Linked DNA regions of Homo sapiens: region 1 is linked to region 2. The links are chromatin contacts, found by POLR2A ChIA-PET in ENCODE. All regions are on one chromosome and are shown on one strand. Each heading gives the region's core, a stretch centred on a gene start or an enhancer-like site at or near the end of the contact. The rest is flanking DNA. Distances are from core to core; before and after follow the strand shown.

The links. ChIA-PET counts read pairs that join two places held with the same protein, here RNA polymerase II (POLR2A).
Region 1: POLR2A ChIA-PET joins it to region 2 with 13 read pairs in Caco-2. The contact joins the enhancer-like site here to the promoter of DNAJA2-DT in region 2. POLR2A ChIA-PET finds 5 or more read pairs at or near these places in 2 of 52 experiments (Caco-2 and OCI-LY7).

Annotation. Positions count from the first base shown.
Region 1 is chr16:48,408,306-48,412,099 of GRCh38, forward strand. No RefSeq gene overlaps it. Among named protein-coding and RNA genes, the nearest start is that of SIAH1, 25 kb to the left of the region's middle. Within about 2 kb of position 2,111, at least 9 of the 41 ENCODE cell types and tissues checked have a DNase peak (open chromatin) inside an H3K27ac peak, as active enhancers do.
Region 2 is chr16:46,972,258-46,976,084 of GRCh38, forward strand. DNAJA2-DT (DNAJA2 divergent transcript) reads left to right here and starts at 1,515. Exons shown (of 2, transcript NR_186372.1): 1 at 1,515-1,868. DNAJA2 (DnaJ heat shock protein family (Hsp40) member A2) reads right to left here and starts at 1,417. Exons shown (of 9, transcript NM_005880.4): 1 at 1,238-1,417. The coding sequence starts at 1,315. RefSeq lists silencers at 289-368, 719-788, 819-868, 1,019-1,098, 1,129-1,178 and enhancers at 1,609-1,678, 1,739-1,828.

The DNA of each region.
Region 1 (3,794 bases), core at 861-3,360, 1.4 Mb after region 2:
AGTTGGATGCAGGAGATGGGAGGAGAAAGGGAGTGTGGAGAGGGGAGGAGAGGGGGCATGCATGCTGGAGGGGCACAGGGAAATGGAGGCTGGATAAGGGGATTGTTTTGGGGAGGTAAATCTGGACACATCAACTGGAGTCAGATTGGGTCTTTTTTTTTGAGACAGAGTCTTGCTCTGTCACCCAGGCTGGAGAGCAATGGCACCATCTTGGCTCACTGCAACCTTGGCTTCCCAGGTTCAAACAATTCACCTGCCTCAGCCTCCTGAGTAGCTGGGATTACAGACATGTGCCACCATGCCTGGATAATTTTTTCATTTTTAGTACAGATGGGGTTTCACCATATTGACCAGGCTGGTCTCGAAGTCCTAGCCTAAGGTGATCCGCTCACCTCGGCCTTCCAAAGTGCTGGGATTACAGGCATGAGCCACCACGCCCGGCCCAGATTGGGTCTTTAATGCCTAAGAAATGTGGACTAAACTGATGGCTGCTGTGTGTTTGTGGGTTTGTGGAGTCATGGTGCTAAGCAGCTAAGGAAGGCCACACAAGGGAGACAACTGGAAGAATGCAGAAGTGTTGGATGGCTGCCAGTCCCACTGCAGGGAAAGGCAACTGTAGAGGAAGAAAGAGAACAGGGTGAGGGGAGGCTGGGTGCCTGTGAAATGACTCCACTTCACTCCTCCTTGGGAAGCCTGCTCTCCTTTCCCTGGTCGCGGAGAGGCAGCTGCAAGATGCGAGTATTTACTGGAGAGATGAACAGAAATGCTTTACCTGTCCTATAAAGCTATTTCAGGACATGGATTCAGCAAAGATACAGCTTCCATCTTTTCATTTTAGTGAATTTCAAAGTCATATTTCCTTCTACTTTACTGGACATATTGGAGTGACACAAATCTGAGATTCATAGAATTTTAAAATGTTAGAGCTGGAGAAACTTCTATGTTTATAGGATATCTCTACAAACCCTTATTTATTTTTTATTTTATTTTTTTGAGACAGAGTCTTACTCTGTCACCCAGGCTGGAGTGCAGTGGTGTGATCTTGGCTCACTGCAACCTCCACCTCCCGGGTTCAAGTGATTCTCCTGCCTCAGCCTCCTGAGTAGCTGAGACTTCAGGTGTGTGCCACCATGTCTGGCTAATTTTTGTATTTTTAGTAGAGATAGAGTTTCACCATGTTGGCCAGGCTGGTCTCAAACTCCTGACCTCAGGGATCTGCCCACCTTGGTCTCCCAAAGTGCTGAGATTATAGGCGTGAGCCACCAAGCCCAGCCTACAAACCTTATTTAACATCTGACTTTCAACATTTGAATTTGAAGTCCTTTAAAATTGGGTAATGTTTCTTATAATCCTAGGAGGGAAAAGTAAGAGCTTTCTTTTCTCTTTGTTTTCTTCCTCCTTTTAATAAAAACAAATAGACAAAACTGTTTGTTAGATGGAACTTAAGAGAACTTTGTCAAGAGAGAACTTCAAGACGACCTGGAATATCTTTTTTTTTTTTTTTTTTTAGACAGAATTTCCTTCTGTTGCCCAGGCTGGAGTACAGTGGCTTGATCTTAGCTCACTGCAATCTTCTCCTCCCGGGCTCAAGCGATCCTCCCACCTCAGCCTCCCAAGTAGCTGGGACTACAGACACGCTTCTGAGCTCAAGCCATCCAACCGCCTCGGCCTCCCTAAATGCTGGGATTATAGGCATGGGCCAACCATGCCTGGCCAGCCTGGAATATTCTACGTTGACCTCACACACCACCCTTCCCAAAGTGGACTCAAATGCTAGAATCTGCCCTTACTGCAAAGAGAGAGAGGGCTTATCAGTCACTTTCATGAGTCACCCAGGCTGCTGCACATACTAACTATCCAATATGCAGCAACAAATCAGAAGCAGGCCAAGGTTCATGGCATACACACTTGAGCAATCCTCAGAGAGAGGCTGCCAGAAGCCACATGCATTCTACCCCCTCAGCGTTCCTCTCATCCGCCCTTCCTCATCAGCGAGGTGGCTTCCTTGGGGTCTTTCAGAGCTCAAGCGTGGGTGACATCCAGGAAGTGGGCTCTGCCCTTGAGCTCCCAGTGCAGGCCAGGAGCCTCCCTTCTCTAGTCCTGCCCCTTCCTTGGCACTCACACAAGGATTTTGTGACCTCCCTCTGCACCTCCTGAACACTAATTACAGGTGTGTGTCTACACACATGACTACCTCAGAAGCTACAGGACAGCCTCTGTGCACAGAATTCCTTAGGTAAGGGCGAGGGCACAATTGCACAAGCCTTGCCTCGGCCAAGTTTTCCACTAAAAACAAATTGTTACTTGGCAGCCAAAGCAATTAGGCCCAGTTCAGGAAATTATCTACCCCCGAATAGAGCACCAAAACAGTCTGGGACCACCAGCCTTCCCCACCGTCTTCACATGTGGTTCAATAGAACTGAGCAATGCATGTATTTGTTCACAACAATTTATGCAAGAGTTGGATTCAGGAATAAGCAGCTCAAAAATGTATTTATGGCTAACAAAATTAGATGGTTAGAGAAAGATGGGTGGTAGATGTGATGTTCTCAGAGTTAGTTAATTAGCATTACTAGTTTTCGAGCCCTACACTCTTCTTTTTTTTTTTTTTTTTTTTTGAGACAGAAGTCTCCCTCTGCCACCCATGCTGGAGTGCAGTGGCACGATCTTGGCTCACTGCAACCTCTGCCTCCTGGGTTGAACCGATTCTTATGCCTCAGCTTACCAAGTAGCTGGGACTACAGGCATGCACCACTACACCTGGCTAATTTTTGTATTTTTAGTAGAGATGGGGTTTCACCATGTTAGCCAGGCTGGTCTTGAAATCCTGACTTCAAGTGACCCACCAGCCTCAGCCTCCCAAAGTGCTGGATTATAGGCATGCGCCACCACACCCGGCCTTCTTATTATTATTTATAAGAAACCCCACCTTTACTAAGAGTACAAAAATTAGCTGGGCATGGTAGTGCACACCTGTAATCCCAGCTACAGGGAGGTTGAACTCGGGAGGCAGAGGCTGCAGTGAGCCAAGATTGCACCACTGTACTCCAGCCTGGGCAACAGAGTGAGACTCTGTGTAAAAACAACAACAACAAAAATTCTGAGAGGTGAGGGGACAAAAAGGGAGATGAAAATCAGATCCCAGAAGTACAAGCACATGCAGATGTGGAAGCGTGACAGTGCCGATACGAATCCCTGTGGAGAGTGCCCGTGGATGCATATGGGGAATAATAAGAGGTGAGTTCAGGGACAGTCCTGCAGACCATGCTACAGAGCTCCTGTTTTATCTTATGGGTGGGGAGCCATTCAAGAGTGTAAGCAGACAAGCAGGTTTGTGTCTGGGCAAGAGCATTCTGGATGCTAAATCCACAAGGGGTTGGAGAGGGGCACCATCAGCGTCAGGGAGACCAGACAGCCTGTAGCAGTGACCAGGTGAGGGATGATCTGGGCTTTGGTTGTAGCTTGGGTGTAGACAGAAGAAGGTAACCTAGAGGTACATTGTGGGGATAAAATCCATAGGACTAGCTATGGATTGCATATAGGAGGTGAGCAAAAAGGAAAAATTAAAATACTTAAGTGGGCCAGGTGCAGTGGCTTACACCTGTAATCCTAGCACTTTGGGAGGCCGAGTTGGGTGGATTGCTTGAGGTCAGGAGTTTGAGACCAGCCTGGCCAACATGGCGAAACCCCATCTCTATTAAAAATACAAAAATTAGCTGGGCACGTTGGCGCATGCCTGTAACCCCACCTTTTTGGGAGGCTGAGGCAGGAGAACTACTTGAACCCAGAAGGCA
Region 2 (3,827 bases), core at 265-2,764:
CAAGTGTCTTTGATGGCCAAGTAACCAGACCAAGACGACCCTAATAAATTCGAGATAAATGACTGTTAAGCTTTGCGGACTGCAAAACATTACTATAAATCAAGCTAAAGTCACAATTCCTGCTCCCGATGGCTCACGCCTTCCTTCTAACTGTAACATCATGAAAAAGTAAAGGTGGTCCTAGTTAGCGTCTTTTGGTGTTTTATTTGCACGTGGTGGTTAACTGGGGTCGTGGTGGCAACTTCGGTGGTAGAGAAGTTGCACACACTCTCAACGAGGTGTTTGGGTCCTAAAGCACTTAAATCTTCATTCACGGAGGCTCGTGAATTATATAATACAGACTAGCATTTCCGGTAAGGTAACAGGAAGTCCACTGTACTCTTCTCACTGCCTAAGGAGCATTCTCATTTTTCTCGGCTTACAAATCTGGATGCTCTTAGCCTGGTGAGGATGCTGTGGGGCTTAAATGCCTCGTGTGCTTTGAAATCCTGAGATGAAAGATATCGCAGCATTGCAAATAGCAATAATAAGGCCTTCTATTTATGTTTACTGTACACTCAGGCGTTTGGCTGGGACCACGGCTTATTCCTAAGCAGGTACAGGACATTAGCATTACCTGCCCAAAGAACAATGCATCCAAACACAGACCCAGCTACCTCCGGGTCAATGGGCGAGGGACGCAGAGAGGGAGGAGCTCCCGCAGCCGGCGGCCGCGGAACCCAGGAAACAACCCCATCCGCCCGAGGCGCTCTGTGGGGGCGGCCTCGACCTCCCCGCCGTTCCTCCCCGCGGAGCACCAGACCCGGGGCCGACGGCCGCGGGGCGGACAGCTTCTCTCTCGGGGCCGGGATGCGCTGAGCACCTCGGTCCAACCTGTTTTTCCGGGGTGGTGACCTCGACGCGAAGGACCGGGCGAGCTGCTGCCTCCCGGGGGATACCAGCCCCCGGCGCTCGTTCAAGGAGGGAGGAAGGAAGGGCTCCCATCGTGTTTGCGCAGGAGTGAGTTTTATTTGCTGCATCTGCGGGCGGGCGGGGCCGGCGGCCCCAAGGTCAGCCGAGGCCGGAGTGCGCGGCTCGCGGCGAGGCCGGTCCCGCCGCCGCCGCCGACTCCCAGCCCGGGCCAGTCACGGCCGGCGCCGGCTCGCGGGCAGCCCAGTAGCGCGGCCTGGCTGAAGAAGACATCCCTGGCCGCGCAGGCCCCGCGCCCCTCACACCCGCCCGGCCCGCTCCCAGATACCTTCTTCAGCTCGTTCTCGCTGGCGCCGGGCGGGACGCCCAGGATGTCGTACAGCTTCGTGTCAGCCACGTTAGCCATGGCGGCCGGCCGGGCAGTGCTCGGGGAGAAGGTGGCGAAGCAGACAGAGCGGAGTCGGGCCCACAAGCGGCGTCGGCGGCGGCACAGGCCGAGGGAGACAGCGAGGGGGAAGCGGGGGCGGGGCTGAACTTTGACCCAGCGCACGGTGCGCCGTGACGTCGCTGTGCAGAGCCCGCCCCCGAGCGCCCGAGGCGCGGCCACTGGGGTCGAAGTATTGAAGAGTGGGCCAGGTTCTCTGTTTTCCTCCAGGTCCAGGCGGCTGGGCAGGGCCAACGTAGGAAATGAAGAACTGTGCACGGCGCACCCCAGGAATTCAGCTTCCTCTCAAAAGCCATGGTTGCGAGGTCGCGTGTTTAACCTCGCACTGGCTGCTGAGGGAATTAACAGGCCTGCGCAGCAGCTTCGTTAGCTTCGAAAGAAAATGGGCCCCGGCTCCCGCAGGAGGCCCGCCTGGCGCGCAGATGTCGTTATTAGAATCCGGGACGTCGGTGGACCCTCTGGGTCTGGCTCCCTCGGGGCTTACGATGAAAAAAACTGGGGGGCGCGTGTGTGTGTATGTTGTGTTTTATATTATGAGAATTCTGAAACATTTAGCAGAAGCAGTATATTACTCCCCATAGTGCAGTTAGCTACCTTTTACCTGTTTCATTGGCTCCACCATACATTTCTAGTGTTTTAAGGGAAACCGTTTCATTCATAAATACCCTAAGTGTATATATTTAATATCTAAGAGACAACTTTTAAAGGCATAACGATGTAATCTCATCTAATGAAATTAACAATTCCTTAATCTAATTCCCAGTCCATATTTAGGTTTTTCAGATGATCTCATGTCCTTTTACAATTGGTTTGTGGCATCCGGGTCCAAACCAAGGTCCACATGTTGCATCTGGACCACGTGTTTAAGCCTCTTACTTGATAGCTTTAAAATTAGCTAACACCAGAGGTTTAGATGGTGTAAGGCAAGTCTGGCCACCAGGTGACTTGATTTACATTCGTTTTAGTTTCGCTCAGAAAGTATGCTGTGCATCTACCAAGTGCTATGATGTACAGAGGCCTGGTCCGGGGAGAGGAGTGTTACAAAAGTGCCTGCCTTCAACCCATTTACGGTTTATGGAGACAGAAAAGTAAGGTTTTCTGATCCCTTGGAACCTGAACTGATAGCAAAGACTTCAGCATAAGCATCTCACTCAGGATAATGTTTCTTCCTTGGCGTTCCCTTTGACCTAGTTGTGGAGGGCCTGAATTCCATGACAAGGACTCTGAAATTTAGCTTGAAAACCCTAAGAGTAATCAGTGATAAGTCATTAATAGTCCTTAAACCCTTTTCCTCAAATCCCATCTGAAATCCTGCTCCCTCTGTGAAGTCTTCCTTTACTGGGCACTGGTGAACACTGCTATCTCATTCGAGTTCCCACCACCCTTCGTTTGTACCTTTTGTGGTAGGATCTCGAACTCTTTTGTTTTTTTTTTTTTTTTTTTTTTTTTACTTGAAACAGCGTCTCGTTATGTCGCTCAGGCTGGAGTGCAGTGGCGCCATCTCAGCTCGCTGCAACCTCCACCTCCCGGCTTCAAGTGATTCTCCCACCTCAGCCTCTCGAGTAGCTGGGATTACAGGCGCCCACCACCATGCCCGGCTAATTTTTGTATTTTTAGTAGAGGTGGAGCTTCACCATGTTGACCAGGCTGGTCTCGAACTCCTGATCTCAAATCATCCACCCACCTTGGCCTCCCAAAGTGCTGGGATTGCAGGCCTGAGCCACTGCCTCTGCCAACCGCCATTGCCGTGTAAATGCTGACGTCATCCTCATGCACGGCTGTAAAATCCAATTCTCTACTTTTCACATTTTGAGATGTTCGTAAGAGACGGTGTAAAGTTATGGCGAGGTTAGACTGTGTAGGTTGGTAGTCTGACTCTGCCATTTAGGAACAATGTGACCTTCAGCAAGTTACTTAACTTTTCTGAGGTTTCCTCAGGTGTAAGATGGGGCTTGTTATTTTTTATATCATTGGTTTAAAAGAGTTATACATTTCTATTACTTAGGGCTGGGCGCAGTGGCCTGTAATCCCAGAACTTTGGGAGGCTGAGGCGGGATCACTCCTGCCTCAAGTCCTGATCACTTGAGGTCAGGAGTTCGAGACCAGCCTGGTCAACATGGCAAGACCCCGTCTCTATTAAAAACACAAAAATTAGCTGGGGGTGGTTGCGCACGCCTGTAGTCCCAGCTACTCGGGAGGCTGAGGTGGGAGAATCCCTTGAGCCCAGGAGGTGGGGGTTGCAGTGAGCCAAGATCACACCACTGCACTCCAGCCTGGGTGACAGAGTGAGACCCTGTCTCAAAATAATAATAAATAATTAAAATTTAAAAAATTACTAAGAAGCTAAAAGAAATTAAGTATAAACTATTGTTCTTGGCCCATATGCTTACGTTGTCTTTGCTCATTTAAATTTCTGGCTTTTCTACTGGGATTCCCTGACTTCTTCCATTACCTATGGGGAATGCCCCTCCGT